Linked DNA regions of Homo sapiens: region 1 is linked to region 2. A link is a contact called in ENCODE Hi-C or POLR2A ChIA-PET data. All regions are on one chromosome and are shown on one strand. The core of a region is the stretch at or near the end of the contact, and the rest is flanking DNA. Distances in the headings are between cores, read along the strand shown. Region 1 holds the start of CCN2-AS1 (CCN2 antisense RNA 1). Region 2 overlaps ENPP1 (ectonucleotide pyrophosphatase/phosphodiesterase 1).

Region 1 (5,165 bases), core at 1,029-3,528, 38 kb after region 2:
CATAAACATTCACTGGCAAAGGTGGAGACACAGGGTAGTGCCTCTTGGTTCTCACATCCCTCAACTCCAGGTAACACCTTCTGCTATGAGGAAAAGCACATCAGTGCTACTGGTGTTACTACCCCAGTAGCAAACACACTGGGGCATCTGGAACAAATAGATTTTGGGCAACTTTCACACACTTTACCAAAGAGGAGAGACATTTTCTCACCCTCCCTCCTATCTTTGAAATTCAGGGCAATGGAGTTTAGCATTGGCTAAGTTAGTAGTGAAGTGAATTAGAGGTAAACAAAATTATCCCATCCATCAGGTGTCTGATGGATAGTTGACAGTGAAACTGAAATATGGAACATAAATTTTCATAGACCCAATGAATCAGCAATATTGTGATAACCAAGACATCTCTGAAATAGATCAAATACAAATATAAAAATAATCATAGCTATCATTTACTGGGTTTTGTTCCAGACATTGTGCTAAATGATTTACATTATCCAAGCAAGAATTTGAACCCAGGACTTGGCAAAGTTCATATATTTAAACAATACTGTATATTGTCTCCTCTGAAAGCACATTGAAAATGTTCCTGTTCTTTCATTAAGTTCTATTCCATCAGTAGTTGCATTCTAAACCAGTTATTCTGGCTTGAATTCTGCTGCACTGCACAAGACATTTGTTTTGTATCATCTTCCTTTCCACTTTCAAGCATTTGAGTTCACACCTGTTGACATTCTTTCTAGTCCCTCATAGAGGAAGTGTAACTCTTTTTCTTTCAGACCTGATGCCTCACTTCCTACAAGGCTTTGTTTCTCAAATCACACACACACACAGCCCCCCCCCACAAACACACCTGTAATTCCCACCTCTGTACTGCTTCCATCTCTCTTCTTGAATATGCTCTTGTCCTTCCATTTTTCTATTGTCTTTACCCCATTCCTTTTGTTGCCTCTGGCTCTCTTAGGCTTCTCTTTACTGTGGGACAGGACTAATAGTACTTGGTTTATATTTTCTGTCTTTATTTCCTTACTAAGCTGTCCCTTTTTTATATGTCAGTTTCTTACTGCCTCCTAACACCTCCCCACCTCCCATAACCTCCCTTTTAAAAACAATAGAGATTTTCTAATGGCAGATTTTATTTTTATTTTGAAAATTAAAAAAAAATACTGTGAAGTATAAGGAAGAAATTAACAAGCATCCATGCAACCCATGACAGTTAACGTTCTGCCTTCTTTGTTAGCTTCTTGATTATTGCATTAATCTCTTTTAAAAATATTTTTCATCACTGTGATTATCTCAAACATTCCTATATGTCCCCTTGCTTTCATTTTTTATCAATGCTTATTATATTACCTGCTATTTCTAGTTTATTATTTCTATATTTTTATTTTTTGGGACCTGCTATTCCCTGTTTTAAAATCTCTTTCTATTGTTTTATTGTTTCTTCTTTGAGCTTCTTTTTATTTATTGGATTTGTATTCCTTCCTATCAACCTGTTATATAACATGAAACATTTTTTCAGTGTTTATTCTCAATTTTATCACCTGTATTTTCTTCTAAGTGGAGCAGGTGGAATGAGCCTTTCCTTTCTACCTTCCTCTCTCCCTCTATTTCTTTCTTCCCTCCTTCCTTCTTTTATTCCATCCTTCCTTGTTTCCTCTCTTCCTTTCTTTGTTTTATTGTTTTAAACCTATAGCATATTTACTGAGTTTAATGCCATTTCTTTTTATGTTATTCAAGATCGACATTCTATTTTACTCTGAGATGGATAGGTGACCATCTTCCAAATTGTGTCTGAGTTATTTGTTTCTTCCTTTACAGTGTCAGGGAGGAACATTTTGTAGCTTATCAACTTTTCTGAAGCCAAAAGGAAGGTTAGTGTCAGGCCTCTGAGCCCAAGCCAAGCCATTGCATCCGCTGTGACTTGCACGTATACACCCAGATGGCCTGAAGTAACTGAAGAATCACAAAAGAAGTGAATATGCCCTGCCCCACCTTAAGTGATGACATTCCACCACAAAAGAAGTGTAAATGGCCGGTCCTTGCCTGAAGTGATGACATTACCTTGTGAAAGTCCTTTTCCTGGCTCATCCTGGCTCAAAAAGCTCCCCCACTGAGCAACTTGTGACCCCCCACTCCTGCCCGCCAGAGAACAAACCCCCTTTGACTGTAATTTTCCTTTACTTACCCAAATCCTATAAAACGGCCCCACCCTTATCTCCCTTCGCTGACTCTCTTTTCGGACTCAGCCCACCTGCACCCAGGTGAAATAAACAGCTTTACTGCTCTCACACAAAGCCTGTTTGGTGGTCTCTTCACACGGACGCGCATGAAATTTGGTGCCATGACTCGGATCGGGGGACCTCCCTTGGGAGATCAATCCCCTGTCTTCCTGTTCTTTGCTCCGTGAGAAAGATCCACCTACAACCTCAGGTCCTCAGACCGACCAGCCCAAGGAACATCTCACCAATTTTAAATCAGGTAAGTGGCCTCTTCTTACTCTCTTCTCCAACCTCTCTCACTGTCCCTCAACCACTTTCTCCTTTCTACTCTTCAATCTCTCCCTTCTCTTAATTTCAATTCCTTTCATTTTCTGGGAGAGACAAAGGAGACACGTTTTATCCGTGGACCCAAAACTCAGGCGCCGGTCACGGACTGGGAAGGCAGCCTTCCCTTGGTGTTTAATCATTGCAGGGGCGCCTCTCTGATTATTCACCCACGTTTCAAAGGTGTCAGACCACGCAGGGACGCCTGCCTTGGTCCTTCACCCGTAGCGGCAAGTCCCGCTTTTCTGGGGAAGGGGCAAGTACCCCAACCCCTTCTCTCCTTGTCCCTACCCCTTCTCTGCTTTTCTGGGGGACAGGGCAAGTACCCCAACCCCTTCTCTCCTTGTCTCTACCCCTTCTCTGTTTTTCTGGGGGAGGGGCAAGTACCCCTCAACCCCTTCTCCTTCACCCTTAGTGGCAAGTCCCGCTTTTCTAGAGGAGGGGCAAGTACCCCAGCCTCGTATCTCTGTGCCCCAATCCCTTATTTCTGTGCCCCAACCTCTTATATCTCTGCACCCCAATCCCTTATTTCCACGCCCCGACCTCTTATCTCTGCACCCCAATCCCTTATTTCCGTGCCCCGACCCCTTCTGTACCTCATCCCTTATTTCCATGCTCCAACCTCTTATCTCTGTGCCCCAACCCCTTTTCCCACTTTTCTGGAAGGTAAGATCCCCCGAACCCCTTCCCTCCTTTTCTCTAGGCTTGCTTCTTTCACTATGGGCAAACTTCCACTCTCTATTCCTCCTTCTACTCCCTTGGCCTGTGTTCTCAAAAACTTAAAACCTCTTCAACTCACACCTGACCTAAAACCTAAATGCCTTATTTTCTTCTGCAATGCCACTTGACCCCAATACAAACTCGACAGTAGTTCCAAATAGCCAGAAAATGGCACTTTGAATTTTTCCTTGCTGCAAGATCTAAATAATTCTTGTCGTAAAATAGGCAAACGGTCTGAGGTGCCTGATGTCCAGGCATTCTTTTACACATCACTCCTTTCCTAGTCTCTGTGCCCAGTGCAACTCGTCCCAAATCTTCCTTCTTTCCCTCCCGCATGTCCCCTCAGTACCAACCCCAAGCGTCACTGAGTCTTTCTAATCTTCCTTTTCTACAGACCCATCTGACCTCTCCCTTCCTCCCCAGACTGCTCCTCATCATGCCGAGCTAGGTCCCAATTCTTCCTCAGCCTCCGCTCCTCCACCCTATAATCTTTTTATCACCTCCCCTCCTCACACCTGGTCCGGCTTATAGTTTCGTTCCGTGATTAGCCCTCCCCCTCCTGCCCAGCAATTTACTCTTAAAAAGGTGGCTAGAGCTAAAGGCATAGTCAAGGTTAATGCTCCTTTTTCTTTATCCCAAATCAGATAGCGTTTAGGCTCTTTTTCATCAAATATAAAAATCCAGCCCAGTTCATGGCTTGTTTGGCAGCAACCCTGAGACACTTTACAGCCCTAGACCCTAAAAGGTCAAAAGGCCGTCTTATTCTCAAAATACATTTTATTACCCGACATTAATAAAACATTAAATAAAACTCCAAAAATTAAATTCCGGCCCTCAAACCTCACAACAGGATTTAATTAACCTCGCCTTCAAGGTGTACGATAATAGAAAAAAGTTGCAATTCCTTGCCTCCACGGTGAGACAAACCCCAGCCACATCTCCAGCACACAAGAACTTCCAAATGCCTGAACCGCAGAGGCCAGGCATTCCTCCAGAACCTCCTCCCACAGGAGCTTACTACACGTGCCGGCAATCTGGCCACTGGGCCAAGGAATGCCCGCAGCCCGGGATTCCTCCTAAGCCGCGTCCCATCTGTGTGGGACCCCACTGGAAATCGGACTGTTCAACTCACCTGGCAGCCACTCCCAGAGCCCCTGGAACTCTGGCCCAAGGCTCTCTGACTGACTCCTTCCCAGATCTTCTTGGCTTAGCGGCTGAAGACTGACACTGCCCGATTGCCTTGGAAGCCCCCTAAACCATCACGGATGCCGAGCTTCGGGTAACTCTCACAGTGGAAGGTAAGCCTGTCCCCTTAATCAATATGGAGGCTACCCACTCCACATTACCTTCTTTTCAAGGGCCTGTTTCCCTTGCCTCCATAACTGTTGTGGGTATTGACAGCCAGGCTTCTAAACCTCTTAAAACTCCCCAACTCTGGTGCCAACTTAGACAATACTCTTTTAAGCACTCCTTTTTAGTTATCCCCACCTGCCCAGTTCCCTTATTAGGCTGAGACACTTTAATTAAATTATCTGCTTCCCTGACTATTCCTGGACTACAGCTATATCTCATTGCCGCTCTTCTTCTCATTCCAAAGCCTCCTTTGCGTCCTCCTCTTGTATCCCCCCACCTTAACCCACAAGTATAAGATACCTCTACTCCCTCCTTGGCGACCAATCATGCACCCCTTACCATCTCATTAAAACCTAATCACCCTTACCCCACTCAACGCCAATATCCCATCCCGAAGCACGCTTTAAAAAGATTAAAGCCTGTTATCACTCGCCTGCTACAGCATGGCCTTTTAAAGCCTATAAACTCTCCTTACAATTCCCCCATTTTACCTGTCCTAAAACCAGACAAGCCTTACAAGTTAGTTCAGGATCTGCGCCTTATCAACCA
Region 2 (4,874 bases), core at 487-2,986:
CAGATTGGGTTTATCAAGACAGGAGAATTGCAATGGAGAAATTGTAATTCATGCAGAGCCAGCTGTGTGGGAGACTGGAGTTTTATTATTACTCAAATCAGTCTCCCCGAGCATTTTGGGATCCAAGTTTTTAAGGATAATTTGGCAGACAGGAGTTCGGGAAGTGGGGAATGCTGATGCGTTGGATTGGGGATGGAATTATAGGGGATCAAGTGAGTTTTTCTTGCTATCTCCTGTTCCTGGGATTGCAAAACTGGTTGAGCCAGATGACCAGGCTGGGTGGTGTCAGCTGATACATGGATTGCAGGGCATGGTCTGGTAAATATCTCAAGCGCTCATCTGAGATTTTACACTAGTGATGTTATTCCCAGGAGCAATTTGGGGAGGTTCAGACTCTTACAGCTGGAGGCCGCATGGCCCCTAAACTATAATTTCTGATCTTGTAGCTAATTTGTTAGTCCTACAAAGGTAGACCAGTCCTCAGGCAAGAAGTTGTTTTTTTTTCTGTGTGTGTGTTTTTTTTTTCTGGGCGGTGGGGAAGGGCTATTACCAACTTTGTTTCAGAGTTAAACTATCAACTAAATTCCTTCCCAAGGTTATTTCAGCCTATGCTCAGAAATGAACAAGGACAGCTTAAAGGTTAGAAGCAAGATGGAATTGGTTAGGTGTGATCTCTTTCACTGTCATAATTTGCTGTTACAATTTTTGCAAAGATGGTTTCAGAACCAAGAGAAGGAAAAGATGAGTGTATTAAAGAGGATACAGATAGGAATGATCTCTGCTATTTAGCATCTATTGCGTTTGCAAATATTATTAAAAAGAAGATATTAATGGTACCTCTGGATTTCCATTTCTAAATTAGTAAATATGCTTTCTAATGTAAGAAACTGATTAGAATAACCTCTCTGTGATATTTGAAATCCATGATGCATTGAGAAAATACAAAAACTTTTTAATGGAAGAACCTCTTTGGCCGATTTGAGCAAGATTACCGAAATAATTTTATTTATTTTTAAATTATAAAATTTCGGTCACAAAATCAATACAACAATGCATTTAGAAGGGTGAACAGAAAATATCTTAAATCCCAGACACGAAATGCTTAGCAATTTTCCTTGTGATCTTATGCTAGTTAGTGTTCTTTATGGTTCCCAGGAGCACAGTGCAATGCCTCTTCTCCACCTTCTTATTTGCCACTGTTTTTATTCCATGGACAGTAATTAAGAGTTTATGGGCTGGGCGTGGTGGCTCACACCTGTAATCCCAGCACTTTGGAAGGCTGAGGCAGGCGGATCACGAGGTCAGGAGATCACCTGGCTAACACGGTGAAACCCTGTCTCTACTAAAATACAAAAAAAAAAAAAAAAATTGCCAGGCGTGGTGGTGCACGCCTGTAGTCCCAGCTACTCGGGAGGCTGAGGCAGGGGAATTGTTTGAACCCGGGAGGTGGAGATTGCAGTGAACTGAGACCGCGCCACTGCACTCCAGCCTGGTGACAGAGTGAGACTCTGTCTCAAAAAAAACAAAGAAGAGTTTGTGTACTAAGCATGGGGGATTCAAAGATTAATAGTATATGATCTCTTGGCTTTTTAAGATTTAGTAGAGTATACAACTAATTGTACTTGGGGTGGGGCAAGAACTCTGATTAGAGGTGTGTAAACAAAGCCTGTGTCCAGAGGAAGGCATATTCAATTCTGCTCAGGAAATACTGCGTAGAGAACTGCTGTCTGCTCCTCAGGGGCCTGCTTCACAGCTGTGCTGAGTCATCAGTGAGTGAGTGCTTCATGATGTATGCTTTGCAAAGTATATTAACATATGAGTTATTCATGTGGTATGCAGTTACTGTTTTCAGGTCCATGAATATTATCCTCAAGTAGAGGATAGCAAGCAAAGTTTTAAATCCAATTGCAATTTTTATCTGTGTAAAACCTAACTTTCATTCTTTCATTGGGAAAATAAAGTTTTCAAATAAAACCCTTGATTTCAAACACAATAGATGCGAAATAGCATTTAGTAGCTCTTAATGACATTTTCAATGAAAAAAACTATATTTTACACCCAAACAATTGTCAGCCATCTTTTATTTTTGTTTGTTCTTCATTTTAGTTCAGTACCATTTGAAGAAAGGATTTTAGCTGTTCTTCAGTGGCTACAGCTTCCTAAAGATGAAAGGTCTGTAGGCAATTAATTTCTATTGTAAATACTTCGTTTTGTAGAAATGATATACTATTTTAAAATAGACTACAACAAAACTTTGCTATTTGCTATGATGTTTTATATCGAAATAAATTCTTTAGTAAATGATCATACCACATTTTGAAGAATTTCAAAGCTGTAAATTATTTCTCAGTAGAACTGTTACACCAGTGTTATAAAATTTAATCCCTATCAATTGATGAATTATTTTTTCCATTCTGTTTTTCAATGTGTTCGTAAAATATTACATTTTGATACTGTTTGATTTAGACCACACTTTTACACTCTGTATTTAGAAGAACCAGATTCTTCAGGTCATTCATATGGACCAGTCAGCAGTGAAGTAAGTACATTTTTATCAGTAATTATTTCATTAAACCCAGTCATCAAACTGAACCTCGCTTTGAAGGAGGCTGCTAGACCATTTTATAAGATTCTATCATTTCTGGAAAAAGCAAGTATTATACACAATATTACTAAATATAAGGATGCACTTTAAACAAAATAAGAGTTGGGAGAATTGTTTAGCCTGTGTTTTCCACAGTGCTAAATTAAACTGATGATCAATTAGCTTCTATATTTTCAATTTGAAAGCCTTTATCCACTCCATCGCCCCTTACCTTGGCCTAAATACTAAGTGCTTTTTGAGAATGTTATAAACAGCTAAACCTCCAGTGTGAAAATACAGGGTAATAAGTCAAATAGCAGAGGAAGCCTCCTATGAACTCTCTTCCTTAGGAGATAGGTCTTTGGCCACCTGAGACCATGCTTACAACAGAGGTCCCATAGAAGGATGGGAGATTTTATCAAAAGTGTAGCGATATTTGAATACGTGATTTTGTTGAATATTTCCTAGGAAACTAGAGGTACGAAACAGCTCATGGACTAACACTTTCAGTGTAACATCTCGTTTGACCTGACACCCTTTCAGGAACTTAGCCAGCGCCTAGCTATGTTTTTAATCTGTGTAGCACTTTAAAACAGCAAACACTGCTTTCAGTTTTCACGTGGCCATATCATTTTTGTTACCATTTTAATGGCAAAAAAACACAATTACTTTTGCACCAACCTAGTATTTTGGAACACAGGAAGCATTAGAACAGAAAAGGATCTGAAGGCTCGGCACCATGGCTAACGCCTGTAATCCCAGCACTTTGGGAGGCTGAGGCAGGTGGATCACCTGAGGTCAGGAATTTGAGGCCAGCCTGGCCAACATGGCAAAACCCTGTCTCTACTAAAAATACAAAAAAATTAGCCGGGCCTGGTGGTGTGTGCCTATAATCCCAGCTACTCAGGAGGCTGAGGCAAGAGAATCGCTTGAACCCAGGATGGGGAGGTTTCAGTGAGCCGAGATCGCACCACTGTACTCCAGCCTGGGCACAGAGCGGGACTCTGTCTCAAAAAAAAAAAAAAGAGAAAAAGAAAATGATTTGAGCATATTTCCTTGTACCTCTAAGTTGACTTTCCTTCTGATATATATTTTGTTGGTGACCTAAGATATGAAAGGAAGTAAAAAGTAAGGATCTTGACTATTTTGGGTCATGAAAAAAGTGAAAAGAGGTATTGCCAGGATCCCTCCTGTCAGAATCCTTGTGTAGTGATCTTGTGCCCCCTGTGATTCCAAGGGGTCATAGACTATTAAAAAAAACACTCTTTCTTAATTTTCTAGGGCTTCACTCCCAAATTCCTATCAGTTCTCCCGCCCAGGTAGCCCAGGTTGGATAGTCGGTGAGCCTTAAGGACTCTTCAGCACAGCGTTCAGACTAAAGCCTGGCCTGACATGTCTGTCATGGTCCCTGTTTTTGAGGGTGCTGCTTGCCTAATTCAGCAACAGCAGAGGAAGGAAGGGAGGCAAAAAAGCATCCTTATTTTTCTCACTTGAATTTACAACAGCTGCCTAAACCATCTTCCCTTCATTTCCCTTTCCCTGGGTCTGCGCTAGATTTGCCCCTCTTAAAAAGTAGGTACTGCTTGGATCACTATCACCTTGGATAAAAGAGAGTGAAGAGAGAAGGAAGTTGACCCTCACCTAGGTCTGTTTTTACCCTTTGTATTCTTTCCATCAAAATCCATCTCCAGCAGCTCCACTGTAGTTAGTAACTCCATTGTGCCTTCCTTTCATTCTGTCCTTCAACTTGGCAGAAATACTCCTGCTTAGAGGGAGGATAAGGAAGATGCATGCCAGCAATGTGGACATGTCATAATTGGTCAAAGGGAAAAGTTTCTTGTAGCTGTTGTCTTGATTTGAACAATTGGCTACATGCTAGTGTGATTTTTACTCTTTCACTAAAGTCACTGATACCCAAGACTTGTGTCTGGGTCAATTTGGCTACAGAAAAATCCCAGGATCATTTTATACTTGTTTATAAGGTTACATACATTTGAAAATCATTGCTGCCTTTTCTAATTCACTAACAGTGTGCCAAAGCACTTGCTTTTCTGAGTCATCTTCATTTAAGGTTGAGCCCATTACTTTTCAAATCATATCCATCAATTTGCAAACTCTGTGAACTCCAACATTACTGGCACACCAAAACCCACTTTATCTTAATACTTAAAAATTCCAGTTCATGTTGCTTGGATAACTTTGAATGAAAGACGTTGTCTTGTTTCATGTTACAGTGAAAGAGCTTATCTCATATTATAGTGAAATAATACTGACAATGAATGAAGATTAA

Evidence for each region. A loop is a pair of places that touch in the nucleus more often than their neighbours do. ChIA-PET counts read pairs that join two places held with the same protein, here RNA polymerase II (POLR2A). Pooled maps may share reads with other maps.
Region 1: a loop to region 2 is called in a map of PC-3, with 3 times the contacts of the local background. The contact joins the promoter of CCN2-AS1 here to the enhancer-like site in region 2. A Hi-C loop is called at or near these places in 2 of 168 maps with a recorded cell type or tissue (Caco-2 and PC-3) and 2 of 50 pooled maps. POLR2A ChIA-PET finds 5 or more read pairs at or near these places in 4 of 52 experiments (AG04450, BJ, H1 and 1 more).

What each region holds. Positions count from the first base shown.
Region 1 is chr6:131,899,674-131,904,838 of GRCh38, forward strand. CCN2-AS1 (CCN2 antisense RNA 1) reads left to right here and starts at 2,279. Exons shown (of 3, transcript NR_187596.1): 1 at 2,279-2,478; 2 at 4,274-4,561. RefSeq lists enhancers at 1,649-2,202, 2,203-2,755.
Region 2 is chr6:131,862,400-131,867,273 of GRCh38, forward strand. It overlaps ENPP1 (ectonucleotide pyrophosphatase/phosphodiesterase 1), which reads left to right. Exons shown (of 25, transcript NM_006208.3): 10 at 2,107-2,172; 11 at 2,467-2,539. Among named protein-coding and RNA genes, the nearest start is that of CCN2-AS1, 37 kb to the right of the region's middle. Within about 2 kb of position 1,737, at least 7 of the 41 ENCODE cell types and tissues checked have a DNase peak (open chromatin) inside an H3K27ac peak, as active enhancers do; they include PC-3, where a contact is called at or near this core.